Linked DNA regions of Homo sapiens: region 1 is linked to region 2. Evidence: chromatin loops called from intact Hi-C (ENCODE). Cell type or tissue: chondrocyte. All regions are shown on one strand. Each heading gives the region's core, and the rest is flanking DNA. Links, peaks and the distances in the headings are about the cores only. Region 1 overlaps PHACTR3 (phosphatase and actin regulator 3). Region 2 has its middle 89 kb from the start of PHACTR3.

Region 1 (8,328 bases), core at 2,654-5,153, 230 kb before region 2:
GAAAGTCATTCAGAACATAAACAGTGTCTAGCACAGAGAAACGTGGGCTGGGGACCAGGGCAAGGGGGCTGGGGAAGGGGACCCCTTGTACCAGAGATTTGGTCTGGCCTCACTTAGTCACGGATATCCGAGACGAGGGTGGAAGGAGCACTGAAGAGATCAGAGGGGTCCCCTCTGCCCTCCCCAGGGCACAACGGGCTCCACTGCACACATCTAGTCATGTAATAACGCCACCAGCAGGGTCCTTCCTAGGTCCAAGCTGGCGACTAGAGTCACAGGAACGAGAGGGGAGGGGGTCACAGTGGTTCATAAAACAGACCATCGATCATAAAGTAACACCCCAGAGGGAGCAAACTCATGCCCTGGATGCTGCCTCACCCCCGGGAGCTGGCGGGCTCTCTTCTGCTGGCCCTGCCCAGAGTCCGGCTCACTCCACCAGGCTGCCCACCTGCTTCAGGGCAAGCTCCAGGGTGTCCAATGTGTATGTACATGTGTGTGTGCATACATGCGCGTGTGCAGGGCAGAGGGCAATCCTGGGGTTTGTCCTGGCCAAGGAAGTTCAAATGTGAGTTTCGAGGGGGCTCAAATGAGGCTCTGGAGTCCCTGACAATCCACTCCCACAGCCTCACAGGGCCTGTCCTGCATGAAGTCCCGTCCACCTTGCAGGGAGGCTCATGAGCCTGGCCGGCCACAGGAGGGCGCCCCCGGCTGCAGATTCGTCCCTGCCAGCAGTGGAAGGCGGTGGCTGAAGCCGGTTCCTTAACCCTGAAGCCGGTTCCTTAACCCCAAAGCCAGGAAAGCGCCTCTGCTCCTCACCCTGGAGAGTCCTCACATCCACAGCAGAGGCGGCGGCACTGCGTGCCTACCCCAGAGCAACAGCCCTCAAGCCTGATCCTCCCCTGAGCCGGAGAGGGCAGGTGCACAGCCACCGCCAACAATTCCAGTCATCCTGCAAGAGGACCCGGTGACCCAGCACCAGGAGGATTAGGGACAGACAGGGTCTGACCTCAGGTCGACCCAGTGAGAAAAGACATTTTTGAAGCTAGTGCAGGACGGAAACTGCGGTGCAGGGAAGGATTTAGCCGGGAGCCTGTGGCCAAGCATCTGCGTGGATCCCGTTATTACAGCACGTTGATTACAGGTTGATTACAGGTGGCACACAGTAAAGGATTCAAGCAGCACAGAAGAGTCGACTGCGAAAAGCAAGTCCAAGTCCCCTCCCAGAGCAACCCCTGCTGCCCGGTCCCTGATATTTCCCTGCAGAGACACTCGGGCTCCTCGCAGATCCCACCCACTCGCACTGTGGCCGCCCCAGGCTCCCGCAGCAGCGTGGTCATGCCTCTGCCACCCCAGCCGGTGTGTGGGCAGGGAAGACGGGAGGCGTCTTGACCCAAGCCCCTCTCCCTTTCCTGCTTCCTCCTTCCTCCTTTCCTCCAACCCAACCCACCATCTCAAGGTCCCTTCCACCGCGGGGACTTGTGCTTGCTGCTCCTGTGGGCTGGAAGTCACTCCCCGCTTCCTTCTGTCTCTTGGCTTTTCAACCTTCCTGCATCAAAGTCGGAATCAGCTGTGGAGGATGAGGAAGCACTGCTGCCTGGGTCCCACGCCCAGCGCATCTAATTTAACTGCTGCCTGAGCGGTGGAGGGTTATTAAATCTCTCCAGGTGATCCTAATATGCAACAGACTCTGAGAACCAGCCTAGGTCCTCCTGCCCACCTTTGGACCTGACTCAAACATCTCCCGGCCCCCCGAGAACCAGGTCAGGTCCTGTCTCATGATCTTAGGGTGCTGCATCCTTCACTGCACTCACTGTGGTCGTGAGTTGCCGGCTTTTTGTGGGATTACCTAATGGCCCCACTGGATGTGCGTTCAGAACAGTATTTTGCTCACCTGTGTCCTCAGCAGCTAGCACAGACCCTGACACAGAGTGGGCCCTCAATAAAATGTCATGGCATCAATTTAGGAGTGCATTTTCCCTCTCAAGGAAAGAGACTGTGTTTCAGGCCACTCTAGTCCCTGGTCCACAATCATTTAGCAAGAGAGAGAGTATGGAAGGTAGAGATGAGCAAACCACAATGTGGGGACCAATCCAGCTCCCCCACCTGGATTTGACATCTTTAAATGGTTGACAAAAGAAAAAAAAATCAAAAGAAAAATAATAGTTTGTGGCACATGAAAATTATATAAAATTCAAAGGCCAGTGGCCATAAATAAAGTTTTCTTGGGACACAGCCATGCCCTCTCATGCATGTTTTGTCTCCGGCTGCCTTTGCGCTACAAAAGCAGAGACAAGTAGTTGCAACAGAGACTGCACGTCCCCCTGAAATATGCACTATCTGACCCTCTCCAGAAAAGGTTTGCCGACCCTGATCTAAAGTGATTCTGTAAGCCTGCGGGTGTGTGATGTCGCCGTCAGAGGCACGGAAGCCAGAGACCAGGCTCCCACGGCAGCAGGGTGAGAGCCACACTGTCAGCCTGGCCGCGGCCAAGCATTCGTCTCCAGCCTCTGCTATGACTTCATCAGACAAAGTCATCTTGCAAAAATTCAGAGTGGAAAAAAGCCAACGCTCCTAGAAGTTTTCCCCTTTAATTAGTCAAACTATAGCTTCATTTTTGAGAGGAACCAAATCTATATACTTACTCTTTACTCAACAAAAGTAGTGTTTTTTTTAGAATAGATGAGAAAAGGCCTTAGCATTGTTTTCATCTTCCTTTCTCCTTCCCTAAGATCCAAAGGTATGCTTGTTGGCAACATATTCAAAATGCCGGAGTTTGACACTTTTTTGTCCCATCCCAGTGAAAATCCTCCAGATTTCTAGCTCAGCAACCGCATTCCGCCAAATCCGAGCGTCACGACGGCGTTAACCATCTGAGTGCCACGGGACTTGACACCAAGCTTTCCTCGCACATGTAAGGTTTTATTATCACTATGAAGCAATTTCCCATGTAGATTTCCCCTAAAAATAGCATCATCAAAATACTTCACTCTTCGAGTCTAAAGAGAGGAAACAATGACAAAAGCCTGGGCCCACAATCGGGTTTGTGTGCTGACAGGCCCGGCTGCATAAAATCTGGATTCGTTTATTTCATGAGCTTCCTTCCTAATTCCTGATATTTGGGCCAAATTACAAAGACACTAGTAATATTTTAAGGCTGAAGTGGGGAGAGAGGAATTCAATATATCCATGCAAGCCTCAGGAAACTGGCTATGCATGGCCAGATTCCTCAAATCAGCAGGCCAGAGCTTGGTCCAGCTCCAGAGAGTCTTCCAGAGGCAGTGAGGTGTTGTGAAACCTCCTAACCAAGATTTAGCCTCTCAGGGAACCGGAAGGCACCAAGGGCTAGTGTCAGCATCTAAGTCCTGGGCCTCACACCTCCAGGAATCCATCACAAAGAGAAAGACTTGGGAATTAAAGAACTCTGTTCAGTTAATTGCATGAGTGATAATAACTGGCCTTTCTGAAAGATGGAAACAAAGATGATTATGTAGACCCCACTGAGATTAAGCTCTCTAGACCAGAGACCAAGAGATCAGGATTTGTTCTGTGTCTCTGCTCTCAGGCTGCAATGACTTGGGGCAGTCACCACCCAGACCCTCCCACGCCTCGTCTGCAAGTGGGATAGCCGCTGCCTCTCTCCCCAGGGATGCTGGGAAGACCAATGAGACAGGGCGTGCACAATATCCCACCCCGCCCCAGCATGTCCTGAATGCTTCCTACATGGTGGTAGGGGGAGTAGGTAATAGTGGAATTAAAAATAATTTGCCCAAATGGAGGACTGAAATGTGAATATGAAAAAAAAATTAATGCTGAAAAAACCACTGCTACCACTTTAAAGGAATTGGGATAAACCACCAGATTCATGCACACCCAGCTCTGTTAGACATTCCCCAGAGAGGAGTGGTGCCATGAGGGGGAGCTCTTCAGCTCAGTAATGGGGTCTCCCGTGCCCCTGGGGGCTGGACCAATGGAATGGCTCCTGACATGGGGTGTCTCTCCAACCTTGCAGGCTTCATCTGAACACGGCCCTCCTTGGATTCTACACTGTTTCTGATGGGCTTCCTGGGCTCATGTGAGACTTTCCATTCTGCATTCCCAGCACCGTGCCCTTCCAAGCCAGGGACGGGTCCCACTTACCCTGCTCCATCATCTCCAGCAGCCCCTTCTTGATGAGCTCCTCTCGGCCTTGCCTGCCGGCCATCTTCTTCTCCAGCGCTGCCCAACACACAAACACACAGGTGAGTCTCAGGCAAAGGTGTCACTGGGCCCTGTCCAAGCCACAGCCAATGCCAGGCTCAAGTTTACAGACCAAAAACACTGAGCTAGCAGGCGCCTCGGGGTTAGGGGGCCTAGTCCACTGGCGAGGCCCAACTTTCTTACCAAGAGTGCTGCTAAGCAATGTGCATAAACCACAGCTAAAGAGCAGTGCACGCAGTAGATATTCTACAGCGATCATTTCTGTGATTTATCTGGAAAGCCCCTGCACATATAACGCCCCTCTCTAAGCTAGCTCTCACCAGCCATTCCTGCCCTTCACCAAATGTTCCCTAAATTACCAACCAAGGAAAGTGCCCTCCCTCTGCCGCCAACACCCCGGGCTCCTTTCCGTGGTTCCTGTTCGCCTTTGCGAAGTGCCTCCTGGCCGCTCTTAACATCCACTCACAGATGAGATTCTCCTGTGCGGCTCTCCCACTAGAGCTTCTTCCAATAAACCCAGGTTAAAAGCTTCCAGTCTACCAGATGGACAGGAAGGGAGGAGGCCAGCCCCCAGTCCCCTTCCACCAAGCCTAATTTGCCAAATCTTTGTCAATTCCGCCTTCAGAATAGCCCTTTCTGCCTCCCCTTCCCGGAGCAAAACACTCTTGAGCGACGGCCACCACCTTGTCCCATTCTCCCTTCTTTCACAGGCAGGCCTCGGGCTGCTCCACAATCATCTTCTTCCTTCCGTCAGGAAAACTGTTTGCCTACAGGTGAGCCCCAATTTCCAAATACAAGACTACATAACCACCTCAACCCTTTCTTTGAAAGATGCAGCTTTGCAAGGGCTGTTTCCACTGCTGTGATGATTTCCCCGCCTTTCCCAATGAACCAATTACATCTCAGCTCAATGCAGCCTCCTCACCTGGGTCTTCTCCGACCACTGGGCCCAAAGCAGTGCCCGCCCTGCTCATTTCCACCCCAGGGCCTGCTCCGTGATCCTGCCATTAACCCTGGATCACAGAGAGTCCATCAGTGTTCTGTGTGTGCAGGGGGCCCTGCCAGCTGCCGGGGAACAGACAGAGTCAGCCCACCTGGCTTAGCTTAATGTCTAGTTGGGGAGGCAGATGACAAACAGGCACTGGCAATGGAATTATTTCACTTACTCAAAAGCATTTCCTGAGCACCTGCTATGTGCCAAGTGCTGAGCTGGGTGCTGGGGAGTCACGGAGGGCAGAAGCCCTGCAGCCTTCACAGGTGGGGCTCCACTGGGGGAACAGGCCATGGTGATCAGGTGTTCAATCTATGGAAACCCCTTACACATTTACTGAGCACCTACTGTGTGCCAGGCACCATGTCAGGCACAGGAGATTCTGCCATGAGCAAGACAGGCACAGCCTCTGCCTGATGCCAGCACAGGTGGGAGGACAGATGGCAAGTGTCTAGAAGTGGGCGAGGAGGAATAAGTCAGGCCTGGGGCGGGGGACTGACTGGGGGGCAGTTGTCTGGGGAAACCCATCCCATCCTTGACCTCCCGGGTGGCTTCCCTGAGGATATTTACCCTAAAGCCAAAGGATGAAAAGGGAAACCCAAACACAGCAGGGTGGGGACATTTTTGGGCAGAGAAAACAGAATTTCCTTTCTGTGGTCCCAATTTCCAAGCCAATTTCCAGGTGCCAGAATTGTGGATAAAATTGACAAAGTGAATGCTGACCTTGGGAGGTGTCAGCAAAGAGGCTGCAGCCAGGCTCACAAAGCAGATAAGAAGAACAGGGGTGGAGGCCTCGAGCTCTGTGTGGACCCCGTCCCCAGGCCGGCACCAGGCGGTGCTCATGGTGGCTAGCCTCAGACATCACAGGTCTTTGCCTGCACTGACTCAAGGACTTCCCGATGACCCAAAGATGCAGCTGCGAGGCTCTACCCTCCCCCTCTCGGGGATGGGGACGTCAGTGGTGGTGCAGCTTGTGAAGGTGGTACAGTGTGTAAATGGCTGAGTGGATCTGAGCCACCTGCCAGGGCAGGCATGGACTGAGATGCTGGTCCACCCTGCAGCCCCTGAGAGCCATCTTCAGCCGGTTCCCCCAGCCTCGCCTACCAAAACCACTGTTTGCTACATATTTCTCTTTCAATCATCTTTGCATTCACTTCAACTCATCCTAACCCGTGATGCCCGTGAAATCAGGAATTTGATATGCTGAAACAAATAACACCCCCTGCTTTAAAGGAAAATAGTGGTTTGGAATAAGTAAACAAAATGCAGCACTGTTCCTCGAATTTCCAGATGCCCGAATGGCGGTCCTGAAGGTGGGGATGCTGCAGGTAAAAACCTCGAGACCTCCAATGCCCTTGCAGGGTCCCCAGAGCATCTTGCTGGTGAACTCACACGGCACAGCTTGGAGTAGGCCAAAGAGCCCAGAGTCCTCAGAAGACAAACCTCAGCCTTCCAGTTCCACTGCTGGGGTCAGCAGGCCTGGAGAATGTCAGAGACCCCCCTGAGGTCACGGAGGTCACTCTGCTCTAGTCCCCCGGCCTTTCACTGCTGCACAGACGTGCCTTCCCCAGCTCGCTGCCTTTTCGAGGGCTGTTCCCACTGCTGCCATGCTCTTCCCTGCCTTTCTCAATGAACCAATTACATCTCAGCTCAATGCAGCCTCCTCACCTGGGTCTTCTCGGACCACTGGGCCCAAAGCAGTGCCCGCCCTGCTCATTTCCACCCCCCAGGGCCTGCTCCGTGATCCTGCCATTAAGCCTGGATCACTAAGAGCCCATTAGTGCCGTGTGTGTGCAAGGGGCCCTGCCAGATGCAGGGGAACAAATGGAACCCGCCCACCTAGCTGAGCCTAGCATCCAGTGAGGGAGGCTGCCTTGCAGCCTCGCCGGAGTCTGCAATCGACTCACGTGCTGGTTCACTTGGTGGCTTCCACACTTTGTCACTCGACTCCCTACTCTGCGGAAAGCTCTGGGTGGGCAGGGCCTGGGCCCCTCCTGTTGGTACTGGGCACACAGGAGGTGCTCAAGATCTGCCGAATGATGATGCTTGTTCTGTTTCCACTTCAACAAGAATTCATCTATCAACTTCTTGGTTGGTAAAAATAATAATAATAATTTTGTAAAGCACACAGAAAAGCATGAGTGGAGGGCCTGCTGTCGGTGTTGGCCGCCTCCCCTGCTGTGGGCCTGGGCGCTGTAACACCTGGCCTTCGTCTCCACCATCCTCAAAGCCCTGGAGCCTGCGCCTCTTCAGAGCTGGAAAGGAAATGGGACCCCAGGGACCCCCCGAGGCAACAGCCTGAGACGGGCACTCGCCAGGGCTGGTTCCTGAGGCCTGGGACTGATTCCACAGCAGCAGCTCCCTCACTAATTGTTTTTAGGTGTGGCTCACAGGCATGTGGCTGGAGGCGGGGCCCTGGGGTGGAGATGCGGCCTCCTCCGGGCTCTCTTCTCAGAACACTGCCATCTGCAGAGCCCAGGCTGACGAGCCACCACACCCGGCTGCCAGGGTCCAAGCCTCAGCCCCGCCACCTGCTGGCTGTGTGACCCTGGGTGAGTGATTTCCCTTTCTGGGCCTGTTCCCCATCCCTTCCGATGGGGCAGGATCCTGCGGGAGTGCTGGCCTAGCAGGAGGTTCTGAGGGTTGAGTTGGCTCCTCCATGCCAAATGCTGGGGGGCCGTGTTCTGCCGTTATGTGCCTTACGGCTGCTTGTCCCGTCATCACTGCCTGTGTCCACCCTGTCTGTGGTTCAGCCTCATGGCTGCAGTTCCCAAGCTGGATTCCGAGGAGGCGGGGGCAACGGGACCAGCCATCGCAATCCCGCTTCCCACAGAGCCAGGGCTGGCAGGGTGTGAGGGGGCAGCAGGAGGTGAGTGGAGGAACCTTCTGGATGCTTTGGTGGGAGGGTGTAGGGAAGGCACACTGAGACAGCTTAGGAGCAGGGGAGCAGCCTCTGTCTTTCAGGAAGAAGAGAGGCCCAGAGGTGTCAAAGCCAAACCGACGGCCTCAACCCTGAGTCACCCAGGAGGCTCTTGGCCAACTAAACCTGCATCTGTGGGGGTACGACCCAGGCCCCAGCATCCTCCAAGTGAGATTGCAGGTGTGGGAGGTGAGGTGGTGCGGGAGTCGCGTGGGCTGGG
Region 2 (8,328 bases), core at 3,173-5,672:
CCATATCATCATCAACTCTTTTCTTATGTCTTTTTGATCATAGCCATTCTAACAGGGAAAATCAGGCAGGATCTGGAAGTGGGACAAGGGCTCAGGTGGGCAAACACCTGCTCCCAGCCCAGCTGTATCCTTTCCAGGCCAGCCTCTGTCATCACAGGGTCCTGAGCTGAGGGCTGGGTGTTAGTGCAGCTCTCACATAAAAATCATACATTTTCCTAGGACATTTTACTAGATTTCAGGGAGAAATTGATTGCTTTTATATTAAAACAAAAGCTGAGAATTGAGCCCAAGGCAAAACACAAATGCTTCATCATTTTTATGCATTTACAAGGGGCACCGTCAGTGATCAAGGGGCTTGCACCATCAATATTCTGCCAGCCAAGCCTCTCTGGTCCCCTGCACAGCCCTTCAGGGAACCTGCTGCAGGTTCTTCTCCCTTTAAGAGCCTCGGGTGTAAAAGCAGAAGCCCTGCAATTCTTCTGGTAACCACCAGAGGGACAGACAGCAATTTGAGAGGCCAGGACTGAGCCTTGGGTCAGTGCTGAAACACCTGTGTGTGAGTTTCTCTGGCACTCCCTGCCCTGAGCTGGCTCTTGCCTCAATCACACCTGTGTTTCCAGGGAGACAAGCCCTGGAGTGTAAAATTACATCTAGGTGTCTAGGTGCAAGAGAGCAAAAGGGTTCATTAAGATGCCACTCTAATCCCTTGCAGTGCAACTTGGAAGGTCATGAGTCTTCCCAAGGGCTCTGGGGAGAGAGGTTGGAGGTGGCTTGGTGTTGCTGTGTGATGAGCGTGAGGGAGGGCTCAGATGCACCTGGGGCTGAGGTGTCTGGGGCTGCTGGACAGTGCCCTGGGCAGAGCTCTGGAGGCTGAGACTGCACAGCCTGTGGATTTGGCTGAGCATTGGCCTCACACAGATGCTGGTTGTTGGATGGTGAGCTTTAGGGTAGAATGAGGGCTTGAGGGGCAAGGCAGATGCATTGTGTAGATTCTAGAACACAGCAGGACAATGCCAGTGATGACAGCTAGCTGTGATGGAGACCTGTGATAAGAATGTCAATTACAGTCACAATCCAGCAGGAATTGTGGCTGTCCTGGGCAGCACTGTTGCTTATCTTTCATGATTCTCATGGGCATTGATAATTCCCTAAATTATATTTTCCCTTGGCGCTTGCTGGACAAAATGTCCTCCAGAGCTCTCCAACATTGAGACACAATCCCACTGAGAATGCGGGAGGCTAGTGAGGATGCTGCAAAGGAAGAGGAGGGCAGCCCCCTGTATGGTGCAATCCAACATCTATCCACGGTCCTTTACTTCACCCTTAGAAATGGAAGTTTTCTTCTCAACTGTATGGATGTGGATTTGGGTATTGGGAAGAACAGTGGTGTTCCAATTATTTTCCTACTACAAGTGAGGAGAGCCCAAGGTTCATCCGTGGCCTCACAGGTGGCCAGCACCCAGCCAAGGGCCCTGGTGGTGACAGCCCAGTCAGAGGTACTGGGACTCAGGGACCCACAAGAGGGCCTGGGACTGGAGCTGGCAGGCCACGCAGCAGCCTCACACCTGGGACCCCTTCCTGCCCAGATTCTTGTTTCACCCTCTGTGCCTTCCCTGTCTCACCCACTGCAAATCTCTGTTCTGCTGCTGAAATTCAGGGACCATGGTGAGGCTCTGAAGCCTTTTCTGTGCAGGAAGGAGTTTGAGTGAGTGTGTAACGACGGCAATTTGATTAATGTATGATCATCTGTTTGTAGCAGTCTGTTCTCTGCCAGGTGCTTCGGGCTGGGGGTGCCTCACTGTCTCTATTCCACCCTCACTGAACCCACAGATCTGGACCAGGTCTCCTGGAAGAAAGGGCTGATTCCACTCTGGGGCAGTAAATGCATAAGCTAAGCCAGGAGCATCTTGTCGACCAGGAGGCAAGGACACTCTCTACCTCTGGGGTGCTGGCCTGAGGGTGCAGGAGCTGACCTGGAGAGGCTCCCCTGGCCTGAGTGAGGGCATGGACCATCCAGAAGAATGACGGTGGCAGGTGACTGAAACACATCAATTTTAGAAAAGAATGTGAGTTTGTAATTTTAAAAAGGGCTTTCAAAATGCTCGAACACCACCTTTTTATGATGCAGCTTGAAGGAATGAAAAGCATTGATCCCGCCTTTCCTATCCAAACCATATACCAGAAAAACCAAATATTGATGAGGAAACGTTCTTCCTGTTATTATAAATAGAAGAATCTGGCTTACAAATACTGAAGGAATGGTACAAATAGAACGTCACCATTTTGCAATTTCTTGTGAAAGGAAGGAAGGAACTTGGCAATGTTCATGAATGGCTGCTCACCCCATGAGCAGCAACATGGACGGTGAACAGATGATGAAGGATCCGACTGCACTGACAATCACAGCAGCCCAGAGAGACACAGCCTGACCCTCCTGCCTCTGGGTGGAGCAACAGGAATGCACCCCTGATCCATCTGCAGGCTTTCCCAGAGGACCCAACCTGGCGCTGATGAGGACCAGTTCCCAGGAATACAGGGGTGTTGGGGCGGTTATCTCACAGCCAGGTGCCCTCTAACGTAAGTGTGAAATGTCCTCACCAAATAAATGTCATACTGAAAACAAAATAACACAAAAACCCCAACAGCTAACAAATGAGCAAACAAACAGCAATGAAGAAAGGAAGGGGCAAGGCGAGGTGGCCCATGCCTGTAATTCCAGCAGTTTGGGAGGCTGAGGTGAGCGGATCCCTTGAGCCCAGGAGTTCAAGACCAGCCTGGGCAACATGGTTAACCCCTGTCTCTACAAAAACTACTAAAATTAGCCATGCATGTTGGTGTGCGCCTGTAGTCCCAGCTATTGGGGAGGTTATGGTGGAAGGATCACTTGAGCCTGGGAAGTGGAGGTTGCAGCAAGCTGAGATCACATCACCACACACCAGCCTGGGAGCCCAAGGAACACAGGAAGACTCTGTCAAAAAAAAAGAAAAAAGAAAGAAAGAAAACAAAGGAAGGAAGGAACCCCGTACGTAAAAAACTCTTTAGAAATATATTATCCAACAAACATAAATGTATAGGTCTGAAGGCAACCCAGTAGTCCCACAGACAGTTTTTTGTTTGTTTGTTTTTGAGACGGAGTCTCGCTCTGTCGCCCAGGCTGGAGTGCTATGGCATGATCTCAGCTCACTGCAAGCTCTGCCTCCCGGGTTCACACCATTCTCCTACCTCGACCTCCCGAGTAACTGGGACTACAGGTGCCTGCCACCAAGCCTGGCTAATTTTTTGTATTTTTTTTAGTAGAGATGGGGTTTCACCGTGTTAGCCAGGATAGTCTCGATCTCCTGACCTCGTGATCCGCACGTCTCAGCCTCCCAAAGTGCTGGGATTACAGGCCTGAGCCACCGCGCCCGGCCCATAGACAGATATATATAAATACACACATAGAAATTGACCCTTCTGGTCTTAAAGCTTGAAACTTACATTTGTTTTATCTGAGTTCCTTCCTCAGTAAAGGACTCCAGGCCTCTCAAAAAGTATTAAGAACTGAAACTCGCCAGATCACCATGTCCATAGGAGGAGATGCTGCCAGGCCCCTCATTTATCATGATTGCTTCCGGGCTCCTTCCGAGTTCCTGTTTTCCCACACATTGTTACATTTCTTCCCTACAATATAAAACCCTAATTTTAGTCTGTCGGGAAGATGGACTTGAGACTGAGCGCCCATCTCCTTGCCTATAGCACCTGCTTCAAGCCTTCTTCCCTGGCAATACCCATGGTCTCAGCGATTGGCTTCCTGTGCCCTGAGCATCAGGTCCTAGAGGGATCCCTGGTGTTTTGGTAACCGGTCTTGTCTGGAAATGAGTTTGAGCAAATCGGTTGCCAGGAGGCATTTACGAGATCTCCAAGAAGCCGTAAAAGCTGAAAACTGGTCATCATATGATAGCAGGGGATTGACGGCAATTTTGTGAGGTTTGAGGATGGAAAAGTTGTTTACGTAAAGTATGTAAGAAGTCTTTTCTTGAGGGGAGATATACTTAATTATTTACAAGTGAAGCCATACAAAGTCTGGGATTTGCTTGAAGATTCTTTAAGGAAAAAAAGCAGGCTATAGGGGGATGGTTTTAAACTAGATTGGAGCTGGAGGAAGACACATGGAGAATTACTTTCTATTCTCTTTGCTCTCCCAAGGCTCACCCATTCCCAGAACCAGCAGGCAGCAGCACAGCCTAGGGCTTCTCTGGGAGCCCCTAGGAATCCTGCATGGGATCAGGTTTCCCTCTGGCGGCGGCTGGAGAGACTGCGGCCGAGGCTCCTCTGGAATAATTCGGATCCGTATTCTCTGGAAGAAATGCGCCAAACGCCCGGCAGAAGGCGCGGGCTGCAAACTCGGGAGAGGAGATTCCTTGGGTGGCTCTTTCCAAACTCATGGGAACTTTCCAAAAGTCGTGGAAATGTTATGTAGTCATCGCTCCATAGTGATTCTATATTAATGGCTGACAGAAGGTGATGCTTGTTTTAAAAAAATAGAAATGGATATTGAAATGTTCAAATGTTACAGGTTGGCCAGGCACCAGGTGTGCACAGAGCTTCCTGTCACCTGGGGCTCGTCCAGTTCCCCTGAGGTGGGTGAGTGACCCTCGGACTGAGCCACGGCTCAGAGCCTGCAGCGCCCACCCGGGTGGAGCCGGGACCCTGGGTGACCTGCGCTCTAGCCTGGCGGGAACAACTTCCTGCCCAGATCCCCCTCACCCACCACCCAGCCCCTCTGCACCGCACCTCTCTGCACCTCTGCCCTAGTGTGTGTGCTGCTCTGAGCTTCTGTCGCCCTCTATCCAACTCAGCGCCTAAAGCTGCTGAGTATGAATGCGATATAGGAGGCGGGACTTGACTCCCAACCAGAGTGAAGACTGGCTGAAACATGGAACAGGCAAAAGCTCATTTGCATGAGACTCGCCCACCAGCACAATGACAGTTTACCGTTGCCATGGCAACACTTGGACGTTATCACCCTTTTTCTAGAAATTTCTAAATAACCCGCCCCTTACTTTGCATGTAATTAAAAGTGGGTATAAATATGGCGGCACCACTGCCCCACAGCTGCTGCTTTCCACACACTGCCTGGTGGGTAGACCTGCTGTGTAGGAGCAGTCACAGAGCTTAGCACTACGCCTCCAGCTCAGCCCTGAATTCTTTCCTGGGTAAAGCCAGACCTTTTCAGGCTAAGCCCCAGTTTCGGGGTTTGCCTGCCCTGCAGCCCATATACTTCAGGTCCTCACCTGCTTTGAGGACTCCCCACTGTGCACTCTGGCCCTGGCCCTGGCCTTGGATGGTACCCGTGCTGCAGGCAGAGCCACCCTCTCCATTTGCAAGAGCACAGGCGCACAGGGAGGGCCCAGGCTGCACAGCTCAGGAACTGCCCTCGTCCAGGTGGAGTCCTGGATGACTAATGCATGGGCTGCAGATAGAGGTCTCCCAGCCTCTCCTAGTGCAGGAGGGGCTGCCTGCCACACAGCAGGGTTGAGGGCTGTGACCTGCAGCAAGTATGGACAGGCTGTGTTGCTCCAGAACAATTAGTCTGTTTTTACCTTAGGGATGCTGAATTGTGCAAGTTTGCATTTCTGTAATTTGCATTTTCACATCCATTGGGGACATGGGGGAATATTGGGGATAGGAGGGGCAGTAGAAAATTTTTACTTTTGCAGTTTGTGATGAAAAATATAAAACAGCAACAATAAAAAACAGCTTTAGGCCAGGAGTGGTGGCTCACGCCTGCAATCCCAGTGCTTTGGGAGGCCAAGACGGGCAAATCACCTGAGGTCAGGACTTAGAGACCAGTCTGACCAACATGGTGAAACCCCATCTCTATCAGAAAACAAAAATAAAAAATTAGCTGGGTGTGGTGGTGCATGCCTGTAATTCCAGCTACTTGGGAGGCTGAGGCAGGAGAATTGCTTGAACCCGGGAGGCAGAGGTTGCAGTGAGCTGAGATTGCACCATTACACTCCAGCCTGGGCAACAAGAGCGAAACTCCATCTCAAAACAAAACAAACAAAAAAACCAACAAAAAAAACCAATAAAACAGCTTTAGCATCTAATGACAAAATCGCACTGTAGCAGTGCTAATGCACCACTGAAAGAGATTTTTATAGTCCAGAATTTTATATTCTTGAATTGGTGCTTTTCAAGTGGTGTCCTGGGACGTGTTCTGGGGGTCTTTGAGGATTTGTGTCCTTTAAAATGAACTTTGCTCAGTTAGAGAAACGCAGAAGTGATCATGGGTACCCCTCGCGGCTGCTAGAAAACAGACACCTTCCATCTCTAAATGCTGCTCTGAAAGAGAAGTTCCTAATAGTGGGGTCTTGTGACCACTTTGCACTCTTCAAATGTGTTGAGGATTGAAAAAAGCTTTGGTTTATGCAGGAGATACATATGTGCTTATTCAGTGTAGACAGATAGAGATATTATACTGTGTGGGAAATCAAAACTTAATTCGCAAATATGTTTGTGTTACTCTATGAAAATTAATAATAGATCCATTACATTGTTGATGAGAATGCAAAATGGTGTAGTCCCTTGGAAATAGCATGGCAGTATCTTGTACAGTCAAACAGGCATTGATCACCTTATACAGTCATTCATTCATTGATCACCTTTTACAGTCAGACATGGATTAGTCACCCACCCCGTGATTCTACTGCTAGGTGCTTACCCAGGAGAAATGAAGACTTACGTAGACACACACACACACACTTACAAGGGTATATGAATTACTTGTGTTCAGAATTATTCCTAATAGCCCCAAATTGGAAGCAATTCAAATCTCCAACCACTAGCAAGCAAACAAATTGTGGCATGTCCAAATCTACTCAGCTATAAAAATAAAGAAAATGTTAATATATAAAACATGGAACAATGTCAAAATCATTATATTTGTATTATACAGAAAACAGCCATAAGCAAAGAAGAATTCGAGCAAAAATCAAATTTTTCAAATCAAGCAAAAGATATAAACAAAGAATCCACAAGAAAAGAAATGTAAATGGCCCTCAATTGTATGGAAACATGCTCATCTTTATTAATAATATGAGAAATACAACTTAAAATGGCCACTTATTAAATTGAAAAAATCTCAGTACTTGGATTGCACACTGTGTAGAAACAGTCAGTCTTTTATCCGTCTGGTGAGAATGCAAATCCCTAATAGAGTGGAACTTGGCAACTCACCGGAAAATTCCATGCGCATTTATTCTTTGCCAATTGATCTTACTTCTAAGACTCTCTCCAAAGAAATACTGGAAAAATATAAAAGGAATCATGCAAAAGAGAAATATAAATGGATTTACTTAGTCCCTTGCATCATGAAAATAAGCAGTGGAAAGACCAGCCAAAATCTAGTAAATGGCGAATTGTGGCAGAGCGATGGATTGGAGTGGAGGACACAGGGAGGATGCAAACTTCTCTGAATGTAATTTTTATATAACGTTGGTTTTGGAACCATGTACATGTTTTTGTATAACTACAAAGCAATATTAAATATGGGTAGTAGAAAAGCAATCTGAAATTTGAAAACAAAAAGAAACAAATGAATCTAAAATTCTATCAGACTGGTGGTAGCATCACCACATGGAAAGTATCACGGGTTCAACTGACTTTAAAAACACAGTTTTTGTGAGCTATGCCTAATAGGACGTATTCTAAAAAGGAAAACACCTAAAAATTTTAAAATGAGTTATGATTGGCATGGTTATTTTGAAACAGTTACAGGATCAAGCAAGTGATTATATTAATGTTGTTAGGAACCAAGATTTTCAGCCTAAAGAGAAAAGAAGTGAAAATGTTAAAGAAATTGAGGAATACCTTATAATCTTACAGTTGAACTTGAAAATATCAATTAATATCAACATATCAATATTTTAAATATAGAAATATTTTAAAAAATATTATGAGGTTAAATTGATATTTTTTGATATTTTCTTCATTCTCTGTCTACTAAAATGCTTTAGAAAAATACAACTTGGCAGTATTTTAAAGTGAGCACACACCTAACACCCAGATTTTACCCTCTAAATACTATCCTTCATTGCATTATTCTGAAAAATGATAAATAACAAGAAAGAATAAGATATTTATCTGGACTTTCCTATATGAAAATCTCAGGGTAACCAAATTGGTGGTAAGAGAGAATGCTGGCTAATGATTTCAAAGAGAATGACAGATCTAGGTGAGAGTTATCAATGGATGCTCAATTGTGGAAGTGAAATGTTGGTGGGACCATGACACTGGCTCCATCAGGCCCAGGCCACCAATGTGCGAACCAACTGCTCATGTTCA

The links. Peaks named below come from ENCODE experiments on the same cell type or tissue, not always from the same donor. Only the 100,000 strongest peaks of a DNase experiment are listed, where the experiment ranks them.
Region 1: it touches region 2 in a loop (17-fold over the local background); 5 of 110 quality-filtered maps call a loop at or near these places.

Annotation. Positions count from the first base shown.
Region 1 is chr20:59,743,645-59,751,972 of GRCh38, reverse strand. It overlaps PHACTR3 (phosphatase and actin regulator 3), which reads right to left. Exons shown (of 13, transcript NM_080672.5): 3 at 4,138-4,215. Among named protein-coding and RNA genes, the nearest start is that of PHACTR3-AS1, 120 kb to the right of the region's middle. RefSeq lists enhancers at 868-1,369, 7,714-7,783. In chondrocyte, for the core only: no CTCF peak of the experiment used is centred there; a DNase peak (open chromatin) is centred at 4,132.
Region 2 is chr20:59,511,779-59,520,106 of GRCh38, reverse strand. No RefSeq gene overlaps it. Among named protein-coding and RNA genes, the nearest start is that of PHACTR3, 89 kb to the left of the region's middle. RefSeq lists enhancers at 4,134-4,969, 4,970-5,806. In chondrocyte, for the core only: CTCF peaks have their summits at 4,063 and 4,269 (motif pointing left); no DNase peak of the experiment used is centred there.